Linked DNA regions of Homo sapiens: region 2 is linked to region 1. Evidence: read pairs that join two places in POLR2A ChIA-PET (ENCODE). Cell type or tissue: PC-9. All regions are shown on one strand. Each heading gives the region's core, and the rest is flanking DNA. Links, peaks and the distances in the headings are about the cores only.

Region 1 (7,957 bases), core at 1,747-5,746:
CTGAGCTCTATAAATGGAATAATAAAGCCAGGACAAGAGCATATCTGTTTATAGCATGATTTACTGAATATTTTAAGCCCACTCTTGAGACCTACCACTCAGAAAAAAGAGATTTCTTTCAACATACTACTGCTCATTGACAATACCTGGTCACCGAAAAACTCTGATGGAGATGTACAAAGAGGCTAATGTTGTTTTCATGCCTGCTAACACGACATCTATTAGCAGCCCATGGATCAAGGGGTAATTTTGATTTACAAGTCTTATATTTAAAAAATAAATTTCATAAGGCTATAGCTACCGTAGATAGTGATTTCTATCATCGACATAGGCAAAGTAAATTGAAAACCTTCTGGAAAGTATCCACCATTCTCGATGTCATAAAGAACATTTGTGATTCATGGGACAAGGTCAAAATATAAATATTAACAGGCATTTGGAAGAAGTTGATTCCAACCCTCATGGATGACTTTCAGGCACTTAAGACTTTAGTAGAAGAAGTAACTGTACATAATGTGATGAAAATAACAAGAGAACTAGAATTAGAAGTGAAGCCTGAAGATGTAACTGAATTGTTGTACTTTCATACTTTCATTATCAAACTTGAACAGGTAAAGAGTAGTTTCTTATGGGTGAGCAAAGCAGTGAGTTTCTTGAGATGGAATCTACTCCTGGTAAAGATTCTGTGAACATTTTTTGAAATGACAACCAAAATATTTAGAATGTTTTATAAACTCATTTGATAATGCGATGGCAGAGTTTGAGAGGATTGGCTCCAATTTTGAAAGAAGTTCTACTGTGGGTAAAATGCTATCAAACAGCATCACCTGCTGCAGAGAAATCCTTTGTGAAAAGAAGAGTCAATCATGTGGCAAACTTCATTGTTGTCTTATTTTAAGAAATTACCACAGCCACCCCAAGCTTCAGAAACCACCACCCTGATCAGTCAGCAACCATCAACATCAAAGCAAGACCCTCCACCAGCAAAAAGATTACCACTCAGATGGTAATCTTGAAAGCTCAGAGGGTGGTGAGCACTTTTCAGCAATAAAGTATTTTTAATTAAGATGTGTTACATCTCCAAAGTATCCCTGCACTACCACAGAGGGAGACAGGAAAGTGTAGTGGTGAAAGGCTTGGACATGGCATCAGACAGGTGGGATATGAATCTTGGTTTTACCCCTCATTACCAAGTTAAATAACCCCTCATCTGACTTTCCTGATCTCTAAGAATAGATAATAATAATACCTAATTCATGGACATAGTTGCTGGGAGGATTAAGTGAAGTAATAAATGTAAAGCACTTAGAGCAGGACCTGGTACATAATAAGCAACAAATGTTAGCTGCTGTTGCTGTCATCATCATCATCTACTGAAAAGTAACAGACTCAAGAGAAACCTTACAGGGAAGATGTGCCTTATTTATTGTTAAGTCTTCAGTCTAGAAAAACTTGGTAAACTTAATATTCTTACTTACTGTAGCAATACACTATTTCCCATGGCAAAATTCACTCTTTACTCTGCTTTGATAGTATGTGGAAAAATATACACTGTTTCTTAATCACTGTATTAGAAGATTATTGCATTCATTGTTTTTCATAAAACAAAAATTTAAGAACAGACCAAAACAACACTGCATCAATGCTGATAAATATAAAATTTGACCTACATTTAGAATTATATATTTTTTTCATATTGTCTGTCTGGTGCCTAAGAATTAGTTTTTCTTATTATTATCTAATCTTCACAGCTACAATAACATCCCTGAAATTAAGCTAAGAATGCTACAAACACAAACTAAAAGCACAGTGGGCTTTCCACATGATTAGAATGATACCTCCCTTCTCATCGTCTTTGAACTAGACATCTTTTTCCCGTGAACTCCAAGAAGGGTTAGCCAGCCTGTGAGGCCCACCATTCCCCAGAGTTGGTGCTGGAAAGGAAAATATGTCTACTCAGCCAGTGATAGGATTTTCATAGGTGTTCCTTCTCTACAGAAAATGTTGAAGCCAGCAGCCTTCCAATCTACCTAGGGAGGTTAAGAATAATTTGTTTCAGAATGGTATTGCTTAAAGAGATTCCCAGCCTCTTTTAGTTTATGGCTTCCATTGATAATATGATGAAAGCTATGGACCCTCTTCCCAAAAGAGGGTGCAATACCTTTTCAAAGGATTCACAAACCCCCTCAAGCCTATTGGTGGACCTCAGATTAATTATACCTGGTTCACAATTGTGTTCTAAGTAAATCACTGTAGGACTGACTGGGCTAACAAGATTTCAGACCAGAATTGTGCAATACGTATTTACCATATGATCTTGGACCAGTCATTAATGTAAATTGAGGTCCTGGCTTTTAATTAGTAAAATGAGTACTTTTAATCCTAATGTGCAGGGAAAGCACATATTTATTTTTAGAGCATTTTGAGGTACATTTAAATAACTACTGTAATAAAGAGCATTGATATTGGCCTTGTTTACTATTTATTTACTGTTTGGTCATTAATTTATTCATTCACTCAGCAAGTATTTGTTGAGCACCTACTATTCCAGACACTGGAAATACAATAGTGATCAGAACTCACAAAGTCCTCCTTCCTTCTGGAACATTCTAGTTAAGGGAGATAGTTAATAAACATGTAAACTCACTAACACACAATGAAGAATGAAATGAAGAAAGTAAGAGTAAAATCTCACACGGATGGCATGTAAGGAGATGGCATTTGGTTGAGACCTGAATGATGTTAGAAACTAGCCATATGAAGATGTGAAGGAAAATCATTTCAGGCAAATTGGAATAGCAACTTCAAAGGCCTTGAGGCTCAAGTGAGCTAGGCATGTGAATTATGACAGGTCAGTGAATAAGGAAAAGTATACTGGTGATGTGTTCAGAGAAGGAATCAGGAACCAGACTATATAGGCTGTAGAGTGAGAAGTTTGAATTTTATTCTAGTTACAGTAAGCAGCCATTGGTGATTTTTGTAGTAGAATCTAATGTCACATTGAAAGAAATCACTACAGTTTCTGTGTAGAGAATGGGTTGTAGAGGAGCAAAAAGGAAGTAATCCCAGTTAATAGTTAAGAAATGTCCAAAGTTGAAGACAGAAATTAATCTCATGGCAGTGTAATACATTGCCTCGTGGAGAATTTGAAATGTCTTTTGTTGAACAGCCAAGAGAACAGAAACTGATTCATGAGATGAATCATGTAGCATGTCCTATGTCTTTGGCCATTTATAGGACTATTTAGGGGCGTAAAAGTGTTCTTTCTGAAAGGAAGGGGAAAAGGAATTGTGAGTACAGTCCAGTATTGTTCGCAAATGAGGTACTGTTATTAGCGGGGAGGGAGGATTGTTGAAGTAACTGATAAAGTCCTTAGCAACCAGGAATCTCAATAGGTAAGGGAATTATTGGGAATATGGGCCAATTTTATGAAGGTTCATCACAAGTGTGCTTCCTCTGTTTCCTGAAAGCTGCCTAAGATCACAGGTGACCTAAAGTCTTCTTCTGTCCCTTTTTAATAGAAGTTTAAATGTCCTGATTCTTTACCACCATCCACCCCTCAAGGTAGTTCCCAGAAATTACTACACTGAATGGTGGAAATAGGTAATGTAATTTGAATGAACATCAGAAAAGGAAAAAATTCTGTTGTGTTTATAGGTGTTTCCCAATAGAATTAAAAGATTAAGTCTGAGGGAATGTATTAACATTAGGGCTGTAGTGAGTCACCAGTATTGCTTGAAGGAAGTTTAGTGCTATTATTCCTTGTCAACCAACTGAAATACTTTAGTAAATGGTAAATCATAATAAATACAACTAGGAATAATGCCATGTGTAAAAATAATAATTTATTTTAGCTTATATACCACTTATTTTCACTAATAAACTAAACAATTATCTTAATCATTTCTCAATCACATTCATATATAATGCAAATTTGGTGTAGTATGCAATTACAGGTGAAAATATATCTAGACAGTCATTCAGAAGGCAAGGAGTGGGAGCCTTTTTGAAAAGGGCACTTCTATAAGACTATAGGTTATAGCTCCAGGGTAAGTATGAAGAGACAAGAAACTGCATTAGAGTTCAGGGTAACTGACTTAAAGTGATGTTGAATTTCATAATCAGAGTTCCTAGAATGACCTTGCAAATTATATTTCCAGGAAAACATGAACATAATAACATAGTATCATAGAATAGCCTTATTCTGTGGACCAAAAACAATTAGGTACTATATATGAAAAACATACTGCAAATACTAAATGTACTGAGCTTATTCAAATAAAGGCTTAAGAACTGGTTATTGTTGGTTGTATTTTTGTAAATGGGAGTTGAAAAATTCTATAATAGAATTTCTGACCCTTCTGTTATCCCAGGTTCTTGTGCTGTTTTAAACACTTCCCCTCCCTTTCATTCCCAAACTGTCTTTTCTCTGGGGAAAAGAATATAAATTATCCTATCTAAATTTCAAGGATGACTATTCCCACATGAGAGCATATCAAAGCTGAAAAGAGAATACAGAACTCATAACAACCAGTACCATTCACACCAGCTCATCTGCTACTTCCTAATAAAACTGGTTGTTAATCTTCCCTAATTTGTCTACATCTTTCAGGTAATAAAAGTGTCTAAACCATAATGCATTCTTCCAGAGAAGATAATCAGGTAACATAATACCTCTCAGCTCAAAGACACAGTGCCCCTTTGTATGCAGTCTTGAATTGGATTGACATTTCTGGCTGACACTTCACATCAAAGGTTGTTTTGCTCAGTTCACAATCTGATCTTTTTTATTGTCTTCTAGAACATTCCTAATTCTCAAAAAGATTTCTGCATCCTCAGCAGTATACTGAGAGCTTCTTATTTCATTATCTCATTAATTTTATTAATTGTTAAGATGTATCTAATTGTAAATTTCTCTTCTCAGGAAAGTGTCTTAAGTCCCATCTTTGGAGATACTAATAATCAGAATATTGTGAATACCAAAAGTATAGTTAGGTTGGCATAACTCATCTGCGAGGGGAACAGAGATCTGTCAAGTAGAAAAGATGCTCATAACTGTAATGATTTCATAGGGGCCATTCATTACTTAGTGTATTTTCTTAATATGGAATGAATCACTGTGAGTAAAATATTTCATTTTCTTCATTTATTTAGTTGAGCCATTCAATTCATACAGATTGGAAAACAATTTCCACGGGAAGATCAACTGGTATTTTGTGACTTCATATGGATGCTACATCCTGAAGGGTATCTTCAGGGTGTCTGAGCACTGAGGAATAGATATGTTTTAGATGAAACTTTCATAGTGATAGAGCATTTACTGAGATGTAAACAGTCTTAGAGTGCAAGTGATCCTATTATCTAAGGTGACTTCATAGAAAATGTAGATAAGATTGGGAAGGTACAGGGGACTTCAAGGAAATCGTCAATGAGGAAATGGACCCATTGGGAGGGACCTGAAAATCATGAGTTCATACCACATAACTGTTCACCTTTGTTCTGCTTTGTAGAAACAATATATGAACAGATCCAGATCCAGATTTTCTTCTGGATGAAGGGAAGCTTACAAGAAGGAAACAAATAGTTAACTTTTCACTGGCATGCTTACCCTGTTTAGTTTTTAATTGCTAATAGTGGATAGTGAGATGTTGTTATCCTCCATTGATAGAGAGGATTTTTTAAAAAGGCAAAAAAGTGGAAGGCAATGACACCTATGTTATCTCCCAATGTATTTTTGAATGACTGTGATCCAACTTCCAGTTTCAAGCTGCTTAAGTCCATTTCAAAGGCAGGTCCAAATCTAGTACTCACATGTTTGGGACAATTGAAGTCAGCAGGGTCTGTGGCTTCCCAACCTAGACTTTATTGTATAAAGGGTAAACAGCCACTTGTAATTTAGTGAGTAAGTGCAGATCTTTCATGATGCACATACCAGCCCAACTGAAAACTGGTCAATTTCTGTGTTTCACAGTGGCATTCATAAGGCCTCTATGGAGCATTATCCCATGCCTGAGGGTCATTACTCTTCCACAGGGGCACTGACAGTTGTGATAAATGGTGATACCTTGGAAGAGGAGTGTTTGGATGTTTAAACAGATTACATTTTCCATTAGATCACATCTTAGAATGTCTACTCATGTGGACAGTGAGGATGGAATCAGGACAAATGACATGTGAACTAGTGAGATTCAGGTGTACCAATCATCGTTTCTATGGGGGAAATATTGTGCATCCTGTCACAATATTATATGTGCTTCAAAGCAATGGATGATAACCATATATAGCTGCTGAGATGCTGGGATGTCGACAGGCGTGAGATTCTGTCCATCACTATTATCTACAACAAGACTCATTACCTGCCAACCAGTAAACATCCCATTTACACCATCTGCAATAAATTAAAAAGTGACGAAAAGAATCAAGATCAGTTTGAGTTGCAACGTGATTGTCAAGTTCATTTTCATCTCTAGAAGCCCTTTACTTCTCTGAGAGACTTTAGGGAAAAATATATGATGAAGAAATTGAGGAATAGCCTTGCAGTGGCAGATCTGATAATTGTCAGGTTTTTAACCAGAAATTTACAAATACAATTAGCTTCTTCAAGTATAAGAAAAGTCCAGGCCTTTGTCAATTCCCTTTGTCTGCACTTCTCTGTCTCTAGTTTTCTGGTATGCTGGAGCTGGGAATTAGTGTTTGATACTCCTAAATTGATGCTGACTACAGTGAGAAATATTTCATAAAAATGTATATTTCAACATAAACTATGAGGCAAAGCTGCCACTGTAACCAGAGAGGAAGTGATGATTAGTTTCTAATTTACACGTGCAGTGATTTCTTTGGCAAGTGTGAATTCCATGTCCTTTGGTAAGGTTCTTTGTAGCTGTTCCTACTTGAAGCAGTTTGGGGGATATTAAAAAGATACAGAGATCTGCTGACACTTGAGGCTATTTAATTTATATGTAAGCAAACTAGCTGCCTATCCAGATTACACATGTGGGTCATCTAGTGGTAGAAACTGCAGAGCCAAAGATCAAATAGAAGTCTTGTGTACAAGCCACATGAGAAATACTAGAAGGATTTGACATTTATTCATATGCATCACCTTTTATGAGAATAATTTATTGTTTTTTGTCTTCCTTTTTCTTCATCAGATATTCCATCAATGAGGAAATAACTTTTATTCTTACCTTAGAGATGGGAGTTCTCAGTGTTGCCCAAGGTATTGCTCTGAGCAAAGAGACCAATTCTGAAATGAGGATATTGAAGATAAGCCCTTCTGAAAATAGCCCTTGCTTTGCAGTTGGATTTCACTCCCAGAAATCCATCTCTCCCTGCCACAAAATGCCCTTGTGGTAGTAACGTGGGAAGATTATATATTACCTCATCTCCTTACAAAGAAAAGGACACGTGCTATGGGAAAGCTTTGTTTCTTTTAATCATTTAGGGCCTCCCCTGCCTTCAATATTTCACTGAAGTGGTCCTTGGTTTCCTTTAGAAAGACACTCTAGTGAGAGAGGAAGAAACAGAGTAATGAAAATGATGACCTCATCTGGAAAGACTTTCTAACCAAAAAGAATAAAGGGATAAGCTGTGACCCCATCCATGAATACGTGAGGCTGACAAGGATAGATAGGTATATGAAGTTTTGACTGCTTCTTCAATACTTTGCCTGGAACTGGTCTATATGATATTACAATTTGGCAGGAGACATCATCTCTTTATCACAAGCTCATCTGTACATTTTTAAGGGGAAAGATGCAAACCTTTATGTAGGAGATTTTTAGGGTTACTGACTTTAAATGTGCTATTATAAGGAAGATAAATATCACATTATGGGAATATGGAAGCTATTTTGCAGAACCTAGCATGGGAGTGAATGAGTTTTATTGTTCCTTCCTCTTCTCATCTACTCAATCCTGAACTTGAACACTATATTAATTCTACTGGGACAAAGTTA
Region 2 (7,957 bases), core at 1,427-5,426, 120 kb after region 1:
GGGGAAACTGACATTTCCCTCCCTTGGCCTGTCTTCAAAGCAAAGAGTCATCCATACTCCTAGTCTTCAGCGAGCTCCATCAGTGTAAATCCTGCCCCCAACAACCCCCACCAAACACGAGCTTTGGAGCTTTTCACTTTACTTATAAAATTTGTAAATTTGTTGCTTTCCTTGTGTGTTTGTATTTTATTTGTTTGTTTGGTTTATTTTGTTTTGTTGGTGGTTTTTTTTGTTTTGGTTTTGGTTTGGATTTTTTGAGCTACCATCAACAGTTAGGGGAAAGGGAGTTACAAAAAGGAGGTTTGGACTCTGTAATCTTCCAGGTCTTTCCATCTCTAATATTTATGAATAATGTATTGAACTGATGGAAAAAATGTTGAATATGTTCATTATGAATTATATTCACCGGTGTGTTGCCTAGAATATAAAAGAGCAAAGCAGTTGCCGTGTAAGTGGTTGCTTACAATAAATGTAGTGGTACAACAGAGCTCTGTATCCCTTCTCATTCCACCGCGCGTCGTCCCCAAACACACGCTTTACATGTCTGAGTGGCAACTGCAGATGAGGTGCTTGATGGGATGACAGCCAGCCAAGGTTCTGACGGGTACAGGGACATTCGTAGTGCAGTGGGTCTTAAACAGAAGCAGCCTTGATGAAGGTTTTGATAGTGCAGTTTCCTTCAGGAGAAATCACCGAAGCCAGTTTCACATAGCAAACATTACTCAAGTGCTTTCATGCTGCAGGGGTTATAACTCCTATTAGGAGAATTGAAACTTATAATTTTGCCCCTGATTTTTAAAAAACAGCATGAATAACTAATTTGTCAGCAATGTTACATTCTAAATGAGCCGGAGTGGCAGAAAATTCAGAACTATTTATTATATTTAGCTTCAAAATTCATTATATACTTGTCTCTGTTGGTTTTTCTTCATAATTATGTTTTGTTTAGAATTTATCAAAATAAAATTGTATTTTCTAAGCATTTACCAGATGACATTGAGAAACAGTAACCAGAAGCATGATAAGAGACAAGAAATCTTTTTAGTCACACAAATAATCGACAAAAGAGATAATAAAGAGTTAAAATAATAGCAAAATAGTTTTTCACTGGCCAAAAAACAGTGAGGCCCATTATTTATCAAATATGTCACCGTAACTGATATGCAAATATGTGCCAAAATAGAGAAAGACCATCTAAGGTCAGGGACTCAGAGAGGACAGCCCTAATGTAGAGAATAGTTCCAAGTTAAAGCAGTTCAACAGGAAGGTGCACAGAAAGCTCTGGCTTTTGTCTGATATCCCAGGAGAATAGCAGAGTGTTGATGAGCAGGTTCTGCCTCCAAAAAGCTCTTCCTTCCCATGGTATCACTTCAGAGCCTTTGGACTAGCTCTTGCGAGAGAAGGGTCCAAGACAGTACTCGTACCAGTATCCACTTTATAGTGACATTAATTCAAATAAACTGTCCCAGCGTTATCTATCCTTTTAAAACCTTTTAGAAATAAGCTTTTTTCTCCCCTATGCTCTCTTTAGAAGCTGAAACCCATCAAAGCCCATGAAGAGCAAGTGTAAATTTAGAGCAACCACATTTATCAATAGTTTATAATAATCTCAGAGGAGAAGCAGAGAGAAGAAGAAAGTAAGAGGGAATGAGAGAAATAGTGAAATTTTTTTCAGGAAAATTACATTACCCATTATTTAGATCAAGTCACTCAAAAACAATAAAGGATACCCAATTCCATAGTGGTATCATGTAAGAGCAGATGTGGGAGGATTTTTTTTTCCCCCAGCTCCACCCTTCCTTACAGGACAAATCGCTTAACCTATCTGTGTAATAGTGTATTTGTCAAATAAATAGAAAACCATCTATCCTCATCTACTTCACAGCAGTATTGCTAAGGCTGATTGTGCACACATATATTAATGTATATATCGTAGCTATCTATTTACAGCAGGGGAGAATGGTTTTAAAATAAATGAATCAGAGTTTTATGTGTGCATCCATTGTGAAGGTCAGTCACTTTTTAAAAAAAAAAAAGTAAGACCTTCTCTGCTGATTACCATTTGTTAAAACACTTGAAAATGATGGCTGAGCCTACATCACCTCTGTGAAATGGAAGACTTTTGAAATCTAAGCATGATTATAGAGATTCAAACACATTTCCATCTACTTATGGACCCTAATGGCCTTATGCAGAGCAGCAGTACAAACCTATTAAGCCAAATAAAAGATTAGCTTTGCCAATAGATATCTTTTAAAAAATCCTAAATCAAGGATGTAGCAATTGGTCTAGTGTCAAAGTATAATTCTGGCTGTAGGAGTGAACTGGTTCTCTATATTAGATATTTTTCTTTAATGGGACAAAGATGTATAGAAAGGACGGAATTAAGTTTCAACCTGTACAGACATCCTAGGCATCTGCCAAGCTACTGGTCTATCCACTCAAGAAGTAGGCTAAGTATATATAAAGTCCCTAAGGTCATTGGAAAAGAGGCCACATTCATTTCACTTTGGACTGCTGTTATTCTTTTGATGTTGGTCTGAGCTCTTTAAATCTCTACTTTCTTCATACATACATACATTTTTTAGACATGATGTTACCCTCCAATAGCTTTTCACCAGGCCCATTCCAAGCATCCAGGAAAGAGAAACTTAGCTTCCATGGAGAGTGAAGTCATCGCTTCAACTTAGCATAATAAGAAAGGGAGAAAGCATACTGTTGGTGAAATGAGGGAGTTTCTGCTAGGCTATGACCAGATTCTTCTGTTTCTGCTATTTTTTCTCTAACTGAAAAGAGTTATTGTGGTAATTCACCTGCACTTCTGAACCTGTGTGCATACACCCAAGACCTACTCAAGGTAAAGCCAGAAAGAGATTAAGAGCAGACTTTCATCCAGGGGACTCAGCTTCTTTTTAGTGACTTCTGCTTGTTTTGTTGTTGTTTTTAAATAAATTTGTGTTTTTAGAAAATATGTTTGAATTCCCAGACATTGATATCCTGGGCATCCTTAGGTTGTGACAGAAACACGGATTAGTGACTGTGACAAATGTCGCAGAAGCCAGTGCAGTTGCAATCTATCAAATATGTTGGCAGACCCCAGGATTTTCTGATCCTTGTTGCAGAATTCAGTTGTGTCCTTACCGTAGGAAGACAGGGTTAACTGAGAGTTTTGAGAGTTGTGGTATGTGCTTTTCCATTTGGGTCTGGGTAGCTCTGGGACTGGAATACCTTGGTAAAAACAATAACTAAAACTAGGGCCAGCTTCATGGGTATACAACCTGTGCAGTTGCACAAGGTCCCATGTTTGGACGGGCCCTATGCCTGGCTTGATGTGCTTCTGTTGCTGTCCTGAAATTCTTAATAATTTTTTAATAAGGAGCCCTACTTTTTTTATTTTTCCTTGAGCCCCACAAATTATAGAGCTGGTCTTGCCTAGAATTTATCTTTCCCTAGCATACCAATTGAAAGTATCAGTCATTTTTTCTCTTACTGAAAATGATACCTTTTTCAATTCCTCAAAAGTTAATTCCTCCATTAAACTCTTTGAAGATTTCTGTCCACATAATGTGGTTCAGAAGAACTCATCTCTCCTTCTTTCCTCCAAGCACCTTGAGATGATTATGATCAAGGTGATCTTGTTTTGTAATCAGAAACTCTATAGCTGTCTCAGCCAAGTTTTGTTTTGTTTTTTTTTGGTTTTTTTTGTTTTTTTTTGGCAAGGAGTGAATACTAGGGAGAAATAGTTGTATCATAGTAGTGAGGGCTTTGGCCTTTATTGGATCATTAAAATAGGCTTCAGTCATTAAATTGATGTTTTAAAATGAGCACCTAACATTAAGATTATCTTAGCCTAGGTACCTCCCAACCATCATGTGATCAAACACATCCGTGTATGCTAAAAACAAGCTGATCTCTCAGCTCTGGCCCTGGGCTTCTGCCTCTCTCAGACCCCCACCAATGCCACTGCTAGCTATGTGTTCTGTGGCCTTCCCCTCATCTTCCCTTCTGCTTTCAGCTCAGATCAATCCTTTTATTCTTCTTACTCAAAACACAACTGGCATTAGCAGGAGGCAGTTCCTCGCTTCAGTCTACATGTAGCATCTAAGGAGACTACTTCTTGCTGAGTTTTGTACAAACACACTAATGCCTGCCACCACATTGATGAGTGTGAATTACAGAATTGTAAGGCCTGGAGCAGACCCCAGAGATGGATGGGCCTGTCCACACTGACAGTTTGTTAGGACCAAGCCTTAATCCAGAAAATGTAGGCCTCCTGACTCCTAGTCAGGTATGCTTTGGATAACTCAAGGGGTGTTCGACATTCCTGAAAGATAAATTCCACATGACTGGCTCCTAAACCTGTTTTCAAGCACCCATGAGTGAAAGGAGGAGGAGAAGAAAAAGAAATATATACATATAAATAAATATTTTGTAGGAGCTGAGAAAAGAGTGCTGTGTAACAAGGAGCCTGACTGGCCACCTTGAGCTCTAGTTAGCTGCTTCAACCCTATAAAATACTTCCTATTACTAATAATATCTTCAGGGCTGTTGGAAGGATCTAGAGAGATGCTTACCTAACACAAAGCCTAACTCACTTGGAAGCTGAGGAAAGGTTAATTTCTTCTACCTCTTCCTCCTCCTTCTTTGCCCTTACTTTCACACATTTTTTCCTCCCTGCTCTAGGAAAGGAAGGAAAACAGAAGGGATCTGATGGAGAGATAGTCTTTGTGAGTTTAAATTATATGAGATTAAGCTACTCTCACCTCAACCAAGTAGGCTGTAGTTTGCTGACCGCCTGTTGAGCAACAGCACAACCATGGAGCAACAGAAGAGCCAAAGGCATTTTTGATAAACCATGACATCTCTCAAGGGATTTTTTTAGTGGTTCACCAGCTCCAGACAAGGCCCTGGGCAAAAACTGCAATAGAGACTGGGTTCTTTTCAGTCCTTGTCACCCACTTCATCTTCTCCTCTGCCAGCAGAGCCTAGGGTCCTTGTGTTAGTTAATCTGATTGCTTCCTTCACCTTCCCCTGTTCCAGAATTATCCCTATCCCTCCCTCCAGCTCCAGTTCAAAACTGCTTTACACTGAGATAACTCTCTTGGAGTTGAAGTGGTTATAGCATGAAGGCATGAATGGCTTGACCCCTCCGTGGTATGTTTGCATCTCAGAAGAAGTGCTGGAAAACCTTTTTTAGCAAGGGGACTTTTCTTCTTGCAGGCTCACAATCAGCTATGTTCCCAATGTGACTATACCCACCCCACCCCTTTCTTTTTTGTTTTTTAAGGGTTGAAGTCTGGCTCAATCACCCAGGCTGGAGTATAGTGCCACAATCATGGCTCACTGCAGCCTCAAACTTCTGTCTTTGCTGTAATCACACATGTGATGTGAACTCAGAAAAGCAAACTTTGTTCCTGGAGGAAAGAGAGGGAGGGAATATAGGTTTACATAGTGAATAAAACCCAGTATGATAGCAAAGGGTCTCTCTTACGAAAATATAACACAATATTACTTTTTTTGTATGAAAATAAGTTTCTATCTTGGATAGCCAAGGCCTTAACAGGTAACATTATAAGAGTACTATAAACAAATTTAAAACCCAAATGTTTTGTGATAAGTCAGGGCTTCTACCTCCTGTGAACTCTGGGCATTTTGCAAATTTGAATAATCAGTCATCTCGAGTCTCCTCTTTTTACAGATGAGAGTATTGAGGCTCAGATGGGACACAGGTTTTCTTCTGGGTCACCAAACTCAACAGCAGAGCTGAGTTTGGGGCCCTTGGGCCTCTAGGGAGATCTAGCTTTTCTGTCTGATACGGGAACTCCTAAGAGCACCTCCATCCACCCCAGCCAGCTTTCCTTTCTTCTGGTCATTTCTCTTTAACAGTTGTTGCTCCTGCACTCATCAAAAAAAAATGTCAGCACAAGAATCAAAGGGAGGCTATGGAGCATTAGAGAAATATTAGCAACTATTGAAAAGACATTTTGACCTATTTCTGTAGTTATCAATTTAATAGTATTTGTTGCCAGGAAATGCACCGTTGGCGGGTGGGAAGGTGGATTGCACCAGCAGCCTGTTCTCAGAGGCCCTCCAGTTACAGGAGGTGGTAATTCCAGTTAATAAAAGGGTGAACTTCAAACACATTTTAACCAAATCAAATTGTAGCGGGAAATATCATATTACTGATGTTCAAGCTGACTCACAGCTGGTAACATTAGTCAGTATATAGGCCCCAAATTCTGACTTTTCAGCATTTTCAGATGAGTTTCTGGCAGTGAGAGAGTTCCCCAGGCACATTGTTATGTAGGAATAGGAGATTTTTAGCTAACATAGGAGCTAGCATAAATGAAGAATTTTTTTATTCTCGTTAGACTTTTTATAAGATTGTCAGATATTCAAATAATATGTAACCAAGCCAAACTTCAGGTTGATAGGAAATCTAGAGCCAGGAGTTTTAATTTTTTTGTTGTTTTGTTTTTTTCTGTGACATGTTGGCAAATGATAAAAGCAATTCACTCTGCTAACCAGAGATGCTGGGCAGAATTCCCCCAACACTGATTTCATGCCATGAAAAGCACATGAAGTCTGGCCTGGCAAGGCATGGTGAGGAGCACAGGCTTTGTGTCCTACTGCTCCAATTTGAATTCCAGCTTAGTCCCTACTAGCTGTGTGACCAAAGGATATTTACGTAACTTCTCTGAACCTTAGGATTCTTATACAAAAAAAATGGGCAAAATATCAATCATTCGTAGTTGGTATGAAGATCAAATGAGATAACATATGTAAAGAAATCCATGCATAAAGAAAAACAGTGCCAAACGTGTACCAGGTGTTCAGAAGTGATCACTGTTATCTTCCTCCCTTTTGCTGCTATGGTGTGCAAGTTTTTTTTTTTAAAGAGTTAATTATTTTCCAATAAAATGCACAGCTTTTCATATGATAATAAAAGGAAATGCTGCTGGATACTCCACAGATTAATCTGGTGAGTCTTGTTTGAGTGAATGGCTGTTTGCCACCTCATTTTAGTCCCAGTTAAGCTTAGACTTCCCTTTATTAACCTCTCTCCGGATCATACATACAATAGGATACATGGACTACATGATAAATCAAATGGCCCCCTGATAACACAGTCCCAAGTTGTGTGAGCATTGGTGAGACAATGGATCATATGAATAGCTAGAACCGCTCATCTCTCTTCCACATGTGTCCTACTACACCTCACTTTGAATCAGGAAAGATGCCAGACACCTTTCTATGGGATTGCCTCCCACCTGGATTTTTTCCTAAACTTTTTCCATGCGCCTGAATCTCGGTTTTCACAGAGATTAATTCTGATTTGGTTCGCCTACACTTTTGATGCTCTAAACCTTTTTATTGTTGGCAGATAGTCTCAAATACTGTGTTTGAGAATGGAAAAAGAAAACGCTGCTCAAATGTAAGCACCATTGAATCAAAGAAACCGTATTTTTTCAATTGCATTATTTGAGGATCCAGACAACCTTGAATCCTTTACAAAAGCACATCAGTAAGGCTATCCTCTCTCTTAGAAAGATACACACACACACACACACAAACACACACACACACACCCCAATTGCAGAAGGCTACTCTTCATGAGGTAAAGGACTAGAGTGTCCAAGAGGAATACAAAATGAAAAAGATGTTTCTGTAGGAAGAACCCAGACCTAGAAGCCAGGACATTCAAATTCTATTTCCCACTACCATGGGAAATACGATCTTATATGGATCCTAGCATACCTGCCTCTCCCGAACTCCATCGTCACATCTAGAGAACATGGATTCCAACTCATACTCCTTAGGGGCTATCAGGAAATGTATTTTTTGCTGTTTTGAAAGACATTTTGATACCCCTACCGAGAGCATTTTGCACAGGCCAAGTATTTCCCTCATTTGGAAGACTGAAGCCCTGAATTTTACTTCCCATCACTCTGGAATG

Evidence for each region. Peaks named below come from ENCODE experiments on the same cell type or tissue, not always from the same donor. Only the 100,000 strongest peaks of a DNase experiment are listed, where the experiment ranks them.
Region 2: POLR2A ChIA-PET joins it to region 1 with 8 read pairs; 2 of 35 experiments call an interaction of 5 or more read pairs at or near these places.

Annotation. Positions count from the first base shown.
Region 1 is chr3:114,553,737-114,561,693 of GRCh38, reverse strand. All of the region lies in intron 6 of ZBTB20 (zinc finger and BTB domain containing 20), which reads left to right. Among named protein-coding and RNA genes, the nearest start is that of ZBTB20-AS5, 100 kb to the right of the region's middle. In PC-9, for the core only: no CTCF peak of the experiment used is centred there; a DNase peak (open chromatin) is centred at 3,713.
Region 2 is chr3:114,434,174-114,442,130 of GRCh38, reverse strand. All of the region lies in intron 7 of ZBTB20 (zinc finger and BTB domain containing 20), which reads left to right. Among named protein-coding and RNA genes, the nearest start is that of ZBTB20-AS5, 15 kb to the left of the region's middle. In PC-9, for the core only: no CTCF peak of the experiment used is centred there; no DNase peak of the experiment used is centred there.